2 separate regions of the Homo sapiens genome follow, and region 1 is linked to region 2. Evidence: chromatin loops called from intact Hi-C (ENCODE). Cell type or tissue: CD14-positive monocyte. All regions are shown on one strand. Links, peaks and the distances in the headings refer to the core of each region. The heading gives the core; the rest is flanking DNA. Region 1 overlaps SLC6A2 (solute carrier family 6 member 2). Region 2 overlaps FTO (FTO alpha-ketoglutarate dependent dioxygenase).

Region 1 (8,954 bases), core at 955-8,954, 1.8 Mb after region 2:
ACATCTTGGAAATCCAAAAGAAGAGGCTTCAGATAAGCCAGCCCCACACTGTCCTCTTGCAGGTGGGGAAATGATTCAGAGGCAACACAGATAAAATCTTGTGCTCTAAACAAGCATTTTCTCATTATATTTTATTATCAATAATCAATAGGCCAGGCATGGTGGCTCACTCCTATAATCCCAGGGCTGTGGAAGGCTGAGGTGGAAGGATTGCTTGAGGCCAGGATGTCAAGACCAGACTGGGCAACATAGGGAGACCCCCGTCTCTATAAAAAATTTAAAAAATTAGCTGAGCATGGTGTTGTATGCCTGTAGCCCTAGCTACTCAGGAGGCTGAGGTGGGAGGATCACATGAGCCCAGGAGTTGGAGGCTGCAGTGAGCTATGATTATACCACTGCACTTCAACCTGGGTAGAGTGAGACCTGGTTTCTAAAAAACACCTCAAAACCCAAACGAACAAACAAAAACATTTTGAACCCAGTAGTTTCTTACATCCTTTTATTTTATCCAAATGTAAGATTGGATTTACTGACATCTTTTTAAATCTATGTCTACCCTTAGTACCTCATGCCTGGACATTTGCAAAAAATCTTATGGAAGGGCTGGCACTTGGTTTTCCTCCCACTGCCTTTTGCTTTCAGTCAGCAGATCTGCCAGGAGCAGGGAGTTGAGAAGGATTTTGAGGCTGCTTCTGGGCTTATAATGAAGAATACTGATTTTGATTAACAGTGTCTGCCAAGAGGAGGGGAGAGGAGAGGAGAGTGGTAGCTTGCATTCTTCTTGTCTGCCCTCACATTGTCCTCATAAGGAAGCAATCTGCCCATAGCAGTGGGATATGAGACCCTTTCAGACTCTAAGAGTCTGGAGTTTGAAGTGACCACTTTGCTTGATCATTAGAAAGGCAGCCAAAAATCCTTATCAAAAACTGCTGCCTGAAGTTCCCATCACTAGAAGCTCTTCTGCAGGAGTTGTTTCCAGAGACACTTATTGACATGTAAACGTATGACATGGGTTTTGGTGTTTTACTGCTTTCACTCCACTATCAGCTTATCTGTACCCACTCAGGCTGAGTGAGTGTCAGGAGACAGGTAGCTGTTGCGTAGGGGAGACAGGTGTTGACTTAACCCTCACCCTCTCCCACGTAGTTTCTGAGTTCTGAGTTTGCCTGAGAACAGGACAGAAATGTGACGAGAGGATGGGGAAGGCAGGACGTGCTGATTTCTCGAGAGAGGCAAGGCAGCCTACATGAGTCCTGGGCTGCAGGAGGCTCTAGGAACCCTGGGGCCTGAGACTGAGGTCCAGGGAGACCCTAATTCCTGCACCCCACCCCTCCTGGTTCCCTCCAGATGGGAGGCATGGAGGCTGTCATCACGGGCCTGGCAGATGACTTCCAGGTCCTGAAGCGACACCGGAAACTCTTCACATTTGGCGTCACCTTCAGCACTTTCCTTCTCGCCCTGTTCTGCATAACCAAGGTGAGTAGGGGCTGGGCTCTGGGTCACCTGGGGGCCTCTGAGGCCGCATTTCAATAAAGTCAAACATTCCTAGCCTTAGAACTGGGGCTGAGCTCAGGGAGAACAATGCAGGATCCAGCATCCTCAATTCAGCGGCCTGACCCACTAGGGTTAGGCCCAGTAGTCTTCTTCCATCTCTGATGCTGAGGATTCCATTCAGCCCTGTTAATTGCTTATTGACTTGAGGGGCAGCAAAAGTCCCTTTGGAACCCATCTAACTCTTTATTGGCTGAAACTGAGGTGACTGTAACGTCAATACAACAGCACCACAGCCCTATGCCCTGGGTTTTCAAATAGAGCTCCGAGCAAGTGGGACAGGGGGCAGGTAAGAGTTGACAGACACAACAATCAGTTCCCACGTTTGACCAAAGAGGGCCTCTTGGCTTCTTCTCTCCCTGTGCCAGGGTGGAATTTACGTCTTGACCCTCCTGGACACCTTTGCTGCGGGCACCTCCATCCTTTTTGCTGTCCTCATGGAAGCCATCGGAGTTTCCTGGTTTTATGGTATGTGAGTGTGTGGAAAAGCCTCAGCTCCCAGTCCTCCTAGAATCCTGCACCTGGAGGTGTGCAGGGAGGCCTTCCATTTCCAGGACAGCCACCTAAAATTCCAGAGTCCAGCAAGTCACTTATTGGGAACAAATCTCAATCCTCGGCTCATCTTTGGATGAACCTGCCCTTAACAGGAGGCTGCAAAGGCCCCTGGGCATCAACTCCTAAAAGAGGAACCCTTAGGAAAATGCTGACCCCCAAGTCATATAATTCATCCTACCAGGGGGTTGTCAGATTTAGCAAACACAACACGGGTTGCCTAGTTAAACTTGAATTTCAGATAAATAACAAATAATTATTTAGTATAAGTATAGCTCAAATATTGCATCGGACATACTTACCCTAATTTTTTTCATTATTTATGTGAAATTCAAACTTAACTGGGTATCTTGTATTTTTTCTGGCAAACTTATTCTGGAACAGAACTGAGAGAATATTTTACAAACCCTTAAATGTGTTAATTGTTTGTTTTTCCCCACCAAGTGTCACACCAACATGTTAGTCCTGTTCTCACTCTGCTGCCACTCAGAAAGAGATTCAATGGAAGAGTCTGGGCTCTCCTATCAGATTGAAGTCAGGGAATGTGCTGTATGCATAGTTGTTGTTATTTTCAGAGCAAGAGTAACCAAGAGGAAAGAGCTGGGCTTTGGAGTCAGGCCAACTGGCTCTGGAATTTGGGGCAAATCCCCTCACCTCTTTGAGCCCAGGTTTCCCTCTGACAGGTGAATTGGGGTGACACATGAAAGGGGATACTGTCCTAGAGTTTGTCCTCTCCCTCATTCTGCATTACAAAGGGCCCATCCCCGAGTCTCCCTAGTTCCAGGGTATCAGCATCTTGCCTCACTGCCCTGCTCTCCACCTGGGGCCAGAACCTCATGGGAGGACCTGGCCCTGGCTATCATGGGGGCCATGGTAACAGGCCTGCCCTGTGTGTGCACAGGAGTGGACAGGTTCAGCAACGACATCCAGCAGATGATGGGGTTCAGGCCGGGTCTATACTGGAGACTGTGCTGGAAGTTCGTCAGTCCTGCCTTCCTCCTGGTGTGTAGTGTCTGCAGGGAAGTCCTGCATGTGGGGAGGGGGCTGTGTCCAGGATGGAGCTGGGTGAGGATATTTGCTTCTTAGGGGAGGAGGCTCTGGGATCCAGAGGCCCTGGTCATGCAGAGGGGTCACTTGGGATGCTTGGCCCTGTGGATAACGTGGTAGACATCCACCTTACTAGGGGGTTCTCCAGCTGGGGCCAGGTCCCCGGGGGCTGTTATGCCTTCTCCAAAGTCACCTTCTGTTCTTCCTCTTTTCTTGCTCCCTGTCATATCTGCCTCCTTTTGATTATCACTTGCTTCTTGAATTCTTTCTTATTTCTCCATCTCTTTCTCTTTTCCACTCCTTCCTTATTTCCTCCCTTTGCTGTGATGCTCACTTCTCTTCATTTCTCTCCCACCTTTCTTCCACCTCCTTCTCTCTTTCCTTTCTTGTCTCTCTTCTGTCCTGTCTTCCTTTCTCTCCCTTCTCTGCCCATCTCTAGTTCGTGGTTGTGGTCAGCATCATCAACTTCAAGCCACTCACCTACGACGACTACATCTTCCCGCCCTGGGCCAACTGGGTGGGGTGGGGCATCGCCCTGTCCTCCATGGTCCTGGTGCCCATCTACGTCATCTATAAGTTCCTCAGCACGCAGGGCTCTCTTTGGGAGGTGAGCTCTGGTCCTCCCCAGGGGAACAGGGTGGGAGGGGGCTGAGGGGGAAGACGGGACGACTCTCATTCCTGTTGGGGTGGGGGAAGGGACAGAAGGACACAGACACTAGGGTCAAACGGACCCACCTCATTGGCCAGGTTATTTTCCCCCATGAGCCTCAGTTTCCACATCTGTATATTGAGGATAATATTACGTACCCCAAAACAAAAAAGAAGTACTTAGCACAGTGTCTGGCGCACAGGAGGTGTTCAGTACATGTTACTTGGGGGTGAGCTCAGCCCTGGAGTTCACTAAGGATTGATTAGACAGACTGCCTGAACCCAGCTCACTGTGATGTCTCTGTCTAAGATTTGTCATTTCCCAAGATGTCCCAGCTCTCCCCATCCAAGCCCACTGTGATCTGCTCCTTCTGGTTTTCACCTGCCTCTTTCCAGAACCTAATAATCTGATCAGCCTAAACCAGAGATTTCTGAACTATTTCTTTCTATGCATTCTGCATATATGTCAATATTTATACATATGTATATATGTACATGTGTGTGTATATACATACATGTATATATACACACACACACACATTTATATAAATATTTAGGAAACTGCCCTTTATTCTGAAATTATGTCACTCCTATTTGATTAAAATATCCTTTCTTTCATAAACTAATAGTGATAATCTTTTCCTCATATCCTTACTTTACAAAACAAAGATGATTTCATTCCTTCATTCCTTTATCCACTCACTTGGAAGGTATTTATTGGGACGCAGATATATGCTGGGTAGTATTCGAGGCACTAGACAAAAATTCCTGCCCTTATGGAGTTCACATTCTAATCAAGGGCAGGTAAACAAAATGAGGATGGAAGGCATCCTTGGGAGCCACAAGGAAACTCAAGGAAGGGAGTAACAGACAGACAGTCCCCATCCTCATTCTTTGTGATACATTTCCTGTCTGTGAAATCCCTAAGTCTGGTTCCGGGTCACTGGGAGGATCAGTGTTCAGTGACCTCATTCTAGACATGGGAACTGGGACCTGAGCCTTCTATTCTTCACACTTTGGGAGTGGAGAGGCTTCCTGCTACCAGTGATCAATTGTTGGTTCAGAACACATGGCTTGAGACCCCACAAGTGCCTCCACTGCAGGAGGGCTTTCCTGATTCCCTGCAGGGCCAGAGGCTTCCTTCCACACTCTCCCTGCTGCACTTTCTCCATTCTGGGTCTAAGATGATGTGTGTGTTTGTTCATTGCCAGTCCCTTACATGGGCGGTAAGCTCCCCCAAAGTAGAGACTGTGTGGGTCTCCTTCAAGTCTGGATCCACAGGGCCTAGCCCCATGTCTGACCACAGTAGGCAGCTCAAGAAACAGTGTCTGGATGAGTGACTCAATGGACCAGCTCCACAAACAAAGCTGGAGGTGTCTTGTACAGACCCCAAATGCTATCCATGTGGGGCTGCAGGATCAAATAGCAGGTGGCCCTCATCTGGGGGTGCAGCCAGGCTGCCAGAAGGGTGTCCCTGGGCCAAGCTGAGGCCTCCTCCCCTTCTCTTCCTTTCAGAGACTGGCCTATGGCATCACGCCAGAGAACGAGCACCACCTGGTGGCTCAGAGGGACATCAGACAGTTCCAGGTGGGTGAAGCCTAGACCCCTGGGGTGGAGATTACAAGGGCGGGCCCTGGCTGTTCCCTGCTGTGCACTGCCCAAGGCTAGACATCACATCCAGAAAACCCAGAAACCCAGTGTGAGCTGCCTTTTCCCCTTGGAAACATCGGGATGGGGGACAGGGAGGCTCACCTTGAGCCCATGGCCTCAGGCTTGCCCTGTGACTTTGGGGAGGTTCTGCTGCCCTTTCTGGGCCTCTGTGACAATTAGGGAATCAACTTGCACGTTCCCTGAGGTCCGTGAAGGAAGGGGGTGTTTTTCTGCCTTCTCTCTACCTCCTGCTGCCCCCGCCAGCTGGCCCTTGCTCCTTTCTGTCCCCACCATGTCATCAAGTCCTCGCTGTCTTTCTCTGCAGTTGCAACACTGGCTGGCCATCTGAGCCTGCCTGGAGGAGAAGGAGGAACCCCCATGCCAATGTCCAGGTCACAGGCATCCGCTGCGCTCCCACCTCGGACACCATCTTGGGATTCCTCCCCTGGAAGTTGTCCTTTCTGATCCTCTCTTCTTTTCCCATTTACAAATGATTTCGTGACTGTAGTTTTTGTTCACCTTCTGTGCATCTGGCCTGGGGGCTGTTAGCTCAGAGGAGAGGAGCAAACAGGAAAATGACTTCTGTTCTGTCCCCGCTGTTTTGGGGGAAGTCTCTCCCACTTTGGGATCCTGCTGAAGCTAGGTTCATGAGGTCGGAAATCCCCACCACATTTGCCTAGACTTTGGGCACAGGAGTTCTTAGTCCACCAAATCAGAGAGAGGATGGGCTTTTGATCAGATACCCCTCCCAAAAAAAAAAAAAACTAAAACTAAAGCAAAAATCAAACAAAATCTGGCTGAGTTTAGTGGGGTGGTTGGGGAAGGTACATAGACCCTCCTCTTGCCCACCCTAGACAGCCCTCTCATGTCTGAACCTCAGCCTGGGAGTTAGATTTATTTGTCTCTAAAATGAAGTCAGTGGATAGATGCTTTGAGGGATTTTGAGTAGAAACATTCATAGTTAATTTTCACTCTGGCCAATCTGAGTTTGATGTGTGTGTTCTGGAACATTCCTCCAGCTTTTGGTGGTCAGATGGCCCAGAGATATGGGGGACAGGAGGAAGAGGGTAAATGAACCACAGTGAGCAGGTTCTAGGAGGTACCTGCATCAGACAAGCTGGTGGAGGCCACGTGGCAAGCCACATCTACTGAGGCCTCATGCTGCTCTTGCTCTGTAAGACACGGAGCCCAGAAACCCATCTGCACTTCCTGAGACCTGCCTGGGGAAACGGGGGCAGGGACCAAGTGAGGCCTCATGTGTGTCTTCACCGTGCTGTCCTCACAAGGCCAGGTGGGTGCCCAAAGGGAGCCTGACAGGCTGTTGTGTTAATTTATTGTTCTTGCACACCTGCACAGCCTCCCTCTGGGGATCCCACCTGGAGTGGACCAGGGGTCTTGAGAAATGGAGAGTTGGCTGCAAAAACTCTCATGCACTAGATGTGGCACCTTGGAGGGCAGGGTGAGACAAGCAGCCCAGAAATACTCTCTCAAGTGGAGGGGAGAATTTTGAGAGTGGATGGAACAGTTTGGTGGTTTCAGAGAATTTCTAGGTTTCTACTTGGATCTACTTCTGATACAAACTTGCACTTGGTGCCCTCTGGTGGTGTTTAGTTTTAGTTCCGTAAGAGAAATGATTCCTAGTTTGCTAAATTGGTGGCATCTTTGGGAGGGGTTTCTGTTTATGGTTAGAGTCTCTTACACCCTTGTTGGAGGGATTCTTATTCTGACTGTGGGAGCTCCTGTTGCGGGATCTTGGGAAAAAATAAAGAAGCCGCTGCATTCGCACGTCAAGAAGGTGCTTTGCCTCAAATTGGGGTGTTGTTGAGCCTGGTGGTTCCTGCATGAAGAGGATTATGAGGGGACCAGGGTGGGGCAGGGAGATGGTTTTGTCTCCCAGGGTCCTGAGGTTTCCTTGCTGGGTCGGGGTCCTCAGGTCATTCTATAGATAAAAGAGGGAAAATCAGGAGACTTTGAATCTTTCTGTATAAAAAGGTCAGCTGAATGCCTGAGACAGCCCAGGTGGCAGGTGTCTTGGAGCCCTGTGAACAGTGAGGCTTAAGAATGGAGAACAATCAGGTCGGGGTCTGGGCCCCATTAGTGACTTTATATCCTCCCATAAAAGGTAACTTCTTCCTAGGTGTTACCATTTTTCTTTTCGTTTTTTGTTTTTGTTTTTGTTTGTTTGTTTGTTTGTTTGTAATAAAGCACTTTAATGCACATTACCTGCCATCTGCCCAGTGAGGACTGCAGGGCTATAGCTTCTATCTCCCCATTTCCCAGGTGAGAGAACCAAGGCCCAGCATTTTAGTCACTCTTGCTCAAGGTTTTTTAGCAACTAACAGATCGAGTTGGGCCTTCAATTCACATCCACTGACTCTCAGCCCAGATTATTTTGAATATTCCCTGCACAATAGGGTTCACCCCACCCAGGACTGTCATTTTTAAAAAACTCATTCAAACCGCAAAGGAAAATTTCTTAGCAAAAGAACAATGTGTTGGAGGATGGGAAGGGGCGAGAGAATGCCATTTATTTTCCTCTAGCTGGTTTCCAGAGAGGAAATTATTTAGCTGCTCTCTTTTGATGAAAATAATCACTCTTTGGAATAGTTGGATGTGAAAAGCTGAGTCTACTTGGTTGAAATGAGAGCAAACAGTCAGCAAAGCCTTTTGCATTAGAGCAGGGTCGTGCTTCCGAGAGAGCCTGCCATTTCCTCTTTGCCATCTGCATGTGGCCCCTTCTGCCTCCAGACATTTGTCCCGGGGTGAATCGGAGATGTGGTGCTAGCTGAACCAACACCAAACCAACGCAGTGGTGCTGCCTTGCGGCGGAAGTTGGCTCCTGAATCTGGGATGGGAACCTGGCTCCAAGCCTGGGTCCCCTGGGAGGGTGGGGGTACCCAGAAAGCCCTTGGAAGTTCTCGGGGAGGTGCTTGGAGATCATTTGGGTTTACCTTTCCACCCACATTTAATGGAGAGAGAGTATGGGCTTTATGTTAAGTCATCTTTGACTTCCTTTTTGTAGCTTGTTTTTAATAGCAGAGGTCACCCGGGACAAGGGTGCTGTGTACTGTATATGACACTTGACGCTTTTGATATTTTTTCAGGTTTTTAAAGAATTATTATTTTTCATGAAATGTAAAATATCAGTTTGAGAACATCACATTTACGTCTACTCAATGTCTAGTTATTTAGCACCCACCTTTTAGCTTTCATTCTAGATGAAAACGAGACAAGGGAGAAGGAGAGCTACCAACTCTTGCCAGATATCCTGCTGAACAGAAATCCCTGAAGCTGCCTTAATTCTCAAAAGGAGTTACCGCTCAGCTGGGAGCCAGTTCCTGCTATATGATCTGTTTTCTAGCCTCGCTAATGTGAGACTGAAGCATTCTTACCAAAGAAATCATTTCCTAGTAAAGAAGCCCATTGAACTCACTTTATTTGTTTATTTCCTTCGAAAGCCACCGAAGAGAGAAAAACAGAGAAGGTGTGTAGTGTGGCGGAAAAAG
Region 2 (8,000 bases), core at 1-8,000:
AGAACAAATTTGCACCCCAGATCTTTGTAACATTAAGCTATCTCTTCCATTTGAATAATGCCCTCTATCAAAGGACCTCATTGCCTGTTTACCACATATCCCTGGCATCTAGAAGAATGCCTGACACTCAGATTTGTGAAATACCTTTCCTCTCAATCTATTCCAGTGTTTATAAGTACTTTGTCTGCTTTATTAATTTTGAAGAGGAATGACCACTTGTGATATTGGCCTGTTGCTTTTTTTGCTCTTTTTCTCAACCTTGCCTGGTGTGGAAATCTTGAAATTCGAAGTCAGGATGGATCTCTGATATTGGAAGTAAGCACTGGTTATTCATCTAACCTTGCCAGGGGTGGAAGCCTTGAAACTGGAAGTAAGGAGAAATCTCTACTATGCAGTTCTCTGGTGTTTAAGCCCCAACATGGTACCACAGGCCCTTATTCCAGCATGAGCAAAGAGGGATGCCATGTGCACAGGCTGACTCCAGTGTACTTGAGGAAGAGAACACCATGGGACTGGGCTAAGACCAGGACAAAAAGACATGGTCTCCTCCCTGAGCCACCATTCCTAATTTGTTGACTTTCCTAGAAGTGAAATGGAGCTGGGTGAGAAGAGGAAGAACTGGCATGGCGAGGAAGAAGAGAGTTATAAAGACAGCCCTGGGACATGCCTCTGAATAAAGGGATGGGTTTTAGTTCAGTAGGGATAGGAACAAAGCTGAGGCTAATATGGCTTCCAGTCTGTAGGCAGCTGTTTTTTCCTGGTCACCTGCTAATGTCCTCGTCTGCTTTAGTGATATCAGCACAGTTATGAACTTTAGCGTTGGTGATTCGGCATGTGGACTAGAACTTGGAGCTGTGTTCACAAAAAGTGGAGCTCCTCACCTTGAGGATGGGCTGTGGGATAATGAGACTGATGCAGTTATCTGCTGAGACAACCTGTGATTGTGTCATCGGACCACGTCAGCTGCTATCATTCATGCTAAAGAGACTGGCTGCTTACTCCGGCACAGCTGGTTAGTTGGAAACTAGAAGTTGTGGCATCTGTAGTTCGGTAGCTGTCAGTTGCTACTAGGTAAACTTGTTTGCAGTGTTGGGGTGGGCATGAGGAATAAATGGAAGAGATTCCAGGGAGAAGCAGGGAGGCACTGGCCTGCTAGTTGCCATCCGGGTCTTTTTTAAGACATCTGTCCCTTCGCTTTTAATAATTACAGTCTCTGCTTTTTGCTGCCCTTAGCAGAAGAAAGTTCTTTGTGTTTCTGATCCAGATTACTCCATAAAACCTGATAACTCCATAAAACCTCCTCAAAAATGTGTAGGAATTGAAACATTGTATAAATTTAGAGCAAAGATTAAATGAGTCTAGAGATAGGGTTACTTTTTTCCCCCAAGATACAGCAACTTATCTTAAGGAGGCAAGTGTTGTTAATGTTATTACCATTGTTACTGTCATTATTTGAACAGTTTTATGGGGGACAAAAGCCAATTGACTTCTGTGCATCTTATTTATAAAATCAACACATGGGCTTTAGCATGAACTCTGTTTCTGGCAGGTTTCTGACTGTGATCAGTTGCTGGCTGGCTGTTTCTTAGGGGCAGTGCTTCTTAAACTTTTTGAGAAAACATTGATTCATTTATTTATCCAACATACATTTATTAAGTGTCTATTGTTTTCTAAGCACTGTTCCAGGTTCACAGCAGTGAACAGAACTGATGACAGTTCTTTCATGGAGCTTATATTCTAGTGGAATGACAGATATGAACTCTTTTCCTAAGCGGAACTCTGAAAATTTCTTTTATAAAATGTGCATATAGTTGCTATGCCCTGTATATTCACCAGCACTCAACAGTGACCAAAATAAAGTCATTCAGTTGAGATAAAGATACACAGTTCTCTTTTCTGAGCTTTGTTATAAAGTAATCACTTGTTATAAAATTTACATTTCAAGTTGCAGTGGGTCATATTTGGGAAGTAGCCGTGGGATGCCAGTTTTCTGAGGAACACCATCCTAGGGAATCCGTAACATAAATTCTCCTTCAATTATCCGTACCGTGGTTCCCATTTACTTTTCCAAGACCTGCGTCACTTTAAAGGTCTTCATTTGAAGGAAGGCTTAAATTCAGGCCACATTATATTGACAAATCTCTCTGAAGAGAGAATGGGCAAAGCCATACCTATCTCATAGGTGTTGGGGGATTACCTGTGATAATGCACTCAAGTACTTCATAAATGCTGGGTTTTGTTGTTGGGAGTGATCTGTCAGTCATGCGTTGGTTCTGCAAATATTTCTTAAGTGCCTACCTGGTATGAGGAGCTATCTTAGGTCCTGAGGTTGTAGAGATGAGTAACATTTGATTAGGGGAAATGTATTACACAATGTAGAATCATAAATACTATGGAAGAGATTGAGTCATGATTCCATAGAAACCCACATCCCAGGGAAGAAGACAGGCTCTCCTTAAGTGTTCTCATAAGACTCTCATTATGTGCCCAGCGACAGTGAGAAATACTGCTCCATTCCCCAATTGTGTTGGCTACCAGTAGATAGGTAGCTATTTGTCTCAAAGCATGAGTGAGAAATAGGAGAGAAATTTATACGTGAGGATAGGTCATTGTATAAAAGTTGTGCTACCTTCTTTCCATTGTATAAAGTTTGTGGAGGAAAAATGGTTTTCTTTCAGAGTAAATTTAATTAATATGTTTGGGGGCATAGATTCTGAATCAGATTGCCTGGGTTTGAATCTTGGATCCACTTCTATAACTCCAGGCAAGTTACAATTGTGGATTGTAACTAGATGAGTTACTTAACCCCTCTGAGCCTCAATTTTCTCGTTTGTTATTTGCCTAGGGGATGATAATAATAGAACCCATTTCATAGGGTTGATTAAGTGATTAAATGTAAAACACCCAGAGCAAGTACCTGTAACGTATTAGGTGTTCAATAAAAATGACCTATCATGATCTTCAGATCAAAACAATAAAGCCAGGAATAAACCCAGCCACCCTTATCCAAATTGGCCTCTCCTTTGAGAGAATGCCTCATGAAGTAAATATCCTAGCCTCCTGGTAGGGGCCTGATATTGCAAAATTGGTGCAGGGAAGAACACTAGACAGAGTTGGTGCTCTGTGCTCAGCAGTGTCACACAGAATTGACAGGTGGAGGGCTGGACTCCAGTTTGAATCCCATCATTAGTGACTATAGGACTCTGGGCATGTCACAGACACTCTACGCCTTAGCAACTTTATGTAAGAAAGAAGCGACTTGATCTCGATCGCCCCAAAAGTGGGAGGCATCTTCCAGCTCTCACAAGGAGTGGCTCCATACGTGAGATCCCCGGGAGCAGGGAAAAGTGGATGTTACTCCTGATGGGTTTCACTCCTCTACTTCCACTTTCCCTGAAGTCTGCAATTGTACTAATTTTAACAACAATAGCAGCTGACATTTATTGAGAAGTCACTGTGTTCCAGACAGAGTTTTAAATGTTTTATATGATGAGAAAACCGAGGCACAGAGGTGCAGAGTAACTTGCCCAAGGCAACAGCTAGTAAGTAGTGAAGATGGAATTTAAGCCAAGACGGCCCAGGTTGGCCAAGAGCAATAACAAAGCTTTAGTTTTTAATCAACCACTGATACGATTCACTTAGTATTTTAGAGACCTTCTAGGATCCTTCTCAGTGTGGAGATAGGCAGGTATGTATCTTTACATATTTATTTCCTCTGGTACCTAACATGTTTTACACTTTTTAGTTGTGGGTGCATCTCTATAAGGAAATAGTATCCAGCTAATGCATTATCAATCTCCCTGCCATGGATCTTTTAAAGGAAAGTTATCACCTTTATATGCTCTGTCATTTCTTTTATATTGGTTACAGTCTTTTAGAAGGTGGGAGAGTAGGGGTGAAAATTAGAACACCAAAGTTTAGCCTCCAAGAATCTGTAAATCTCTGTAAATCCTCTAAGTCAAGTAATTTTGGGGCTGCGTTAGTCAAGGCTGATTTCAGTGGGTGCCCTTAAGGTGAAAGGGTAGCAATTTATCTACTCCATAATGGGTTAATCACCAGCTGTACAGTTTGTTTATATCTAGGAAACAATTTACCACACATGAAGAGTAGTAATTTTATTCTATCTCAGGGGTATCCCCAGTGTATTTTACAAATTTACTCTGTAATGTTATAGATAAAAGTTTAACTCTGGCTTTCAGTTGAGGAAGTCATGGTGGAGGAGGATGGGGGAAGGGGAAGGAACAGCTCTACTGGCCTGTAGGGGACACTGTTGCATCATTTATTAGAATTTTCCAGTCTATTGTCCCAGGACAAAAAAAACAAAACCAAACAAATCAGAAAACAAAAAAAAATAGTTGAATCACCTTGAAAATGCTTATTAGAATTATTTGAATCGTTCCAATGTGTTTAGAATGTTCAGGACTTCTCAGGTATTGGTCAGACTGTTCAGTATCCATGCGTGAAAGAAATAGGTTAGTGGTTCTTTCTGAGACAGGAGTGTTTGATGGGACTCTTCTGATTACCTTTCTCTCCATAGTCAACTTTGGATAGGGTGCTCAGGACGTTACTTTTTAGTTTAATAAACCTTTAGGTTTAGTTAACCATCTTCATTTTTTATTAAGATATGCTCATATTAAGTTGTTTTGCTTCCAGAATGTATGCTAAATAAATGTCCCAATCCTTGGAAGGGCGTTTTGGAAGTTCCTATTGTCTTCTTTTTATTCTTATATTTTTTTTCACTGAAAAAGTTGCTGTTTACTGAAAAAATGAAGTCATATCTACAAGGAAGGCTTATGTAGGGCCTGGTCTGAACTCCAGGAAGCATATGACCAGATGCTGTGCTACGGCTCTCTTTCCAGACTGTTGACAGCCATTGTATCTGTCCAGGTACCCCATGGCCTGGCCAGCAAAACCTCCACCCCTCTGCCCAGCTCTGGCCTCTTTCCTACCAGAATACGGGCCTGGGAGGCAACTGCAATGAACCCTCGGAAAGCATAGGTTTTGCTAAGGCAGCCTGCACAGTAATGATATTGTTAGCTTGCTTCATTTCCAGTTTCACCATCAATTACGCCATGTGTTTCATCCAGTTGGTGCTACCCTCCCAGTGTTAATTATAACCTACAAGACTGTTACAGTTAATTTTATGGCAAGCATATTGTCTCTTCAAGGCTCCAGAGCAGCTCATAAATTATCTTGAAGGTAAAATGTAACTTGGGGAACTAGTTATGAAAATTCCATCCATCTCGCTTAGGAGCTGCAGCTGCTACTGTCAGCTGCCTTGCTGCTGCACTGTGAAGGAATTATGGTGGGTCAAGTTTAAGAGGGTAGGCCCAGGCTGTCACTGAGGAGAAAGGCTGTCCTGGCCCTGTCAGACAAGTACCTTCTGCCAATCCCTGGTGGTTTCACTTTGCAGGCAGGAAGAGGCAGGCAGCGCAGGTGGATGGTCCCCAAGCTGTCTGTATTCATTACTTTACAGAAACTTGTTGTAGGTAGGCAGGTCCAGAGACCTTTCCTCTTCTCTGTTGTCATGATGTTAGGCATCATCTGCAAAGTGTGAGATAGATAACTCTATAACTAACTCTGGGCTTGGTTCAGGAGAGGAGGAGAATAAGGGGGCGGAAGCTATTAGTGGCAGCACTTCCCAGCCACCCCTTACTGGTCTCCTACTTGGTAATTTCTATCTTGCAAAAGCCCCTGGCTTGAACGAGCATTTTATTTGTGGTGGTGATTTTTCATATAATCTGATAAAGCGAGATTTCACTGTGGACGAATGTACTCGAAAATTGCCTACTAAATAAATTAACAGGTTATCTTATTGGGATAATAAACACACTCCTTTTCTATTTCCTCACACGAAGTCTAAGCTTTACATTTCAGCCCTCGGGGCTTTAGCATTATTATTTTTAATGACTGAACACAAGTCTTTCATTTAGCTTGTTTGTATAGTTACTGTAAATGATCTTTCTGCTGTTGGTACTTCATTTGAAATTCTGCATGTTATGCTAGCTTTAAAAGCTTTGAGGGGGCCTTGGAGAATTGGGAAGCTGTATTAAGCACAGCATCTTCTAGTGGCATTGGAAACGGGCTATGGCAGAAAAGTCAGAGAGGGTGTGTTAAGAAAGTACGCCTGCATGTATAAATCAAAGTCTGAGTTTGAGTGACGCGTACACAAACAGTGGTGGTTTCGGTGGCAGGTTGAGAACTCGCCATTGTAAAGTAAGAGAGCCATTCCCTTAGCTGGTGATTTCTCCTTGTGTGTTTCTGAGCACTTTTATTGCATTCACACATCTACTAGTTTTTGTACGAAGAGTGCCTCAGATCATTACACTGCGGCTGTATAAGAGACCTGGTTTGGAGGGATTTGAAGGACACATGGAATAGTGAATTCATGTCCAAAGAGGCACCGGGCTTTCTGAAGGAAGTATTCGTCTGAGCTTTTGATGATGGGGGCATGAGAGTTGGATATTTGTGAGTTTTCTAGTGAATGCTAGTGAACTCAGACCAGGGATTGCAGATTCAGATGTCTGTAGGCCATGGTAATCATGTATGTAGATAAAGCCAGAGAGGTGAGACACTGTTAAGTTCAAGGCAAAACACACGTGTGTGTGTATGCCAGAATCTGCATAGAGTAGAACAATGTTACAAGGTCACAGAGGCAATACCCAGATTGTCTTCTGGTCTCCTGGCCAGCGGACATTCACACTTTGTCTCAAGTGGGCAGCCAGGCAGCTGCTATCCAGCCTTGCGAGGAGGCAGGATCTATGTTAGTAGGTCTTCCACATTTTCAACAGAAGTGGAACATTCATATTGTATGTGTATGCTTCCGAAGTCTCACAGTGATTTAAATGTTAGCATGAATTCAAATATTTGTAACTGTTAGGCTAATCAAAACATGTGTGGAGCCTGGACATTGTGGGCAGGATTCTGCTATAGAATGAAAGTCCTGACTGCTTTGAATTAAAAACCTTCTCCATCTTCTCACACTTCTCAAGAATAGAAGGAATGACCCTGGCTGGGAGACCAGTACACAATCTGTGTATTGCCTCTGTGACCTTGTGACCTTGTAACATTGCATTATTCCATGTAGGTTCTTGCGCGTGAGTGTGTATGTGTGTACGTGTGTGTTGCCTTGAACTTGGCACTATTTCATCTTTCCTTTTATAAACAAAGTATATGAGAGTTTCCAAAAGTGAATGAGGTGTATATGGTGCTCATTGTCACCATAAAAAGGTGTCCACAAAAATGTTGGCAGTTTTGAATTTGATAAAGGGTTTAATTCTCAGAAAGGAAGGACTGGGACTTATTGCTAGTGAATCACCATTTCTCCTGTTACACCCTTGAGCTCCTGCTTTAGCTCCCATCTCCTCCATGGGGGAACCCAGCTGTTCTTTCACTGTAGAAGTGAAGCTTGAACAAAGATGTCATGTGGCCAGAATCATCTTTTAGTCTCACCACTCCACACTGATGGTCACATAGAGGTGTGAGTTGGGAAGTTGTTAAATACAAGAGGGTTTGAGCTTCTGGAGAAGAGGAAAATGTAAAAATATTTTTTCCTTTAAGAAAGATAAAAAGGTAAGCCTAAACCTTGGCGGCCACCGAAGTCAGCTGTTACGCATGTGTAGTTAAATTTCACTGTAAATATTTCATAAGGGTTCTTAGAATGGAGCCAGGTTGACATCACAGCCCCAACTGTACCAAAGGAACCATTTCATTAAAATAAGCCAACATTTCCAAAGAAACACGAATGTCTATGGCAGAGTTAACATAAGGTCAGAAAATCCTCTGGAAGAAATTTCGGTATCAATGTTTATAATCTCTGCATTTATGGATTTGCAGTTTGTGCAAAAAAAAAAAAAAAAACCCAGTGAGACTTTATTTTGGTTAAATAAGACTAGCTTGTGAAATAGTCTGTATATCCAGATCCATCCTAACCCAATGCCTTGGCAGCCTTTTGGATAAATAATGTCTTTTCCAAAATGTGTGTATTTGAAAAAGGAAGA

Evidence for each region. A loop is a pair of places that touch in the nucleus more often than their neighbours do. Peaks named below come from ENCODE experiments on the same cell type or tissue, not always from the same donor. Only the 100,000 strongest peaks of a DNase experiment are listed, where the experiment ranks them.
Region 1: it touches region 2 in a loop (6-fold over the local background); 3 of 110 quality-filtered maps call a loop at or near these places.

Annotation. Positions count from the first base shown.
Region 1 is chr16:55,696,550-55,705,503 of GRCh38, forward strand. SLC6A2 (solute carrier family 6 member 2) reads left to right here. Exons shown (of 15, transcript NM_001172501.3): 10 at 1,348-1,476; 11 at 1,920-2,019; 12 at 3,005-3,105; 13 at 3,590-3,757; 14 at 5,314-5,385; 15 at 5,774-8,954. The coding sequence ends at 5,797. Among named protein-coding and RNA genes, the nearest start is that of SLC6A2, 45 kb to the left of the region's middle. In CD14-positive monocyte, for the core only: CTCF peaks have their summits at 5,380 (motif pointing left), 5,585 and 7,070 (motif pointing left); DNase peaks (open chromatin) are centred at 5,342 and 7,052.
Region 2 is chr16:53,941,855-53,949,854 of GRCh38, forward strand. The region is part of intron 8 of FTO (FTO alpha-ketoglutarate dependent dioxygenase); the gene reads left to right. Among named protein-coding and RNA genes, the nearest start is that of FTO-IT1, 94 kb to the right of the region's middle. RefSeq lists an enhancer at 4,103-4,397. In CD14-positive monocyte, for the core only: CTCF peaks have their summits at 4,278 (motif pointing right) and 4,479; a DNase peak (open chromatin) is centred at 4,247; H3K27ac peaks cover 449 bases.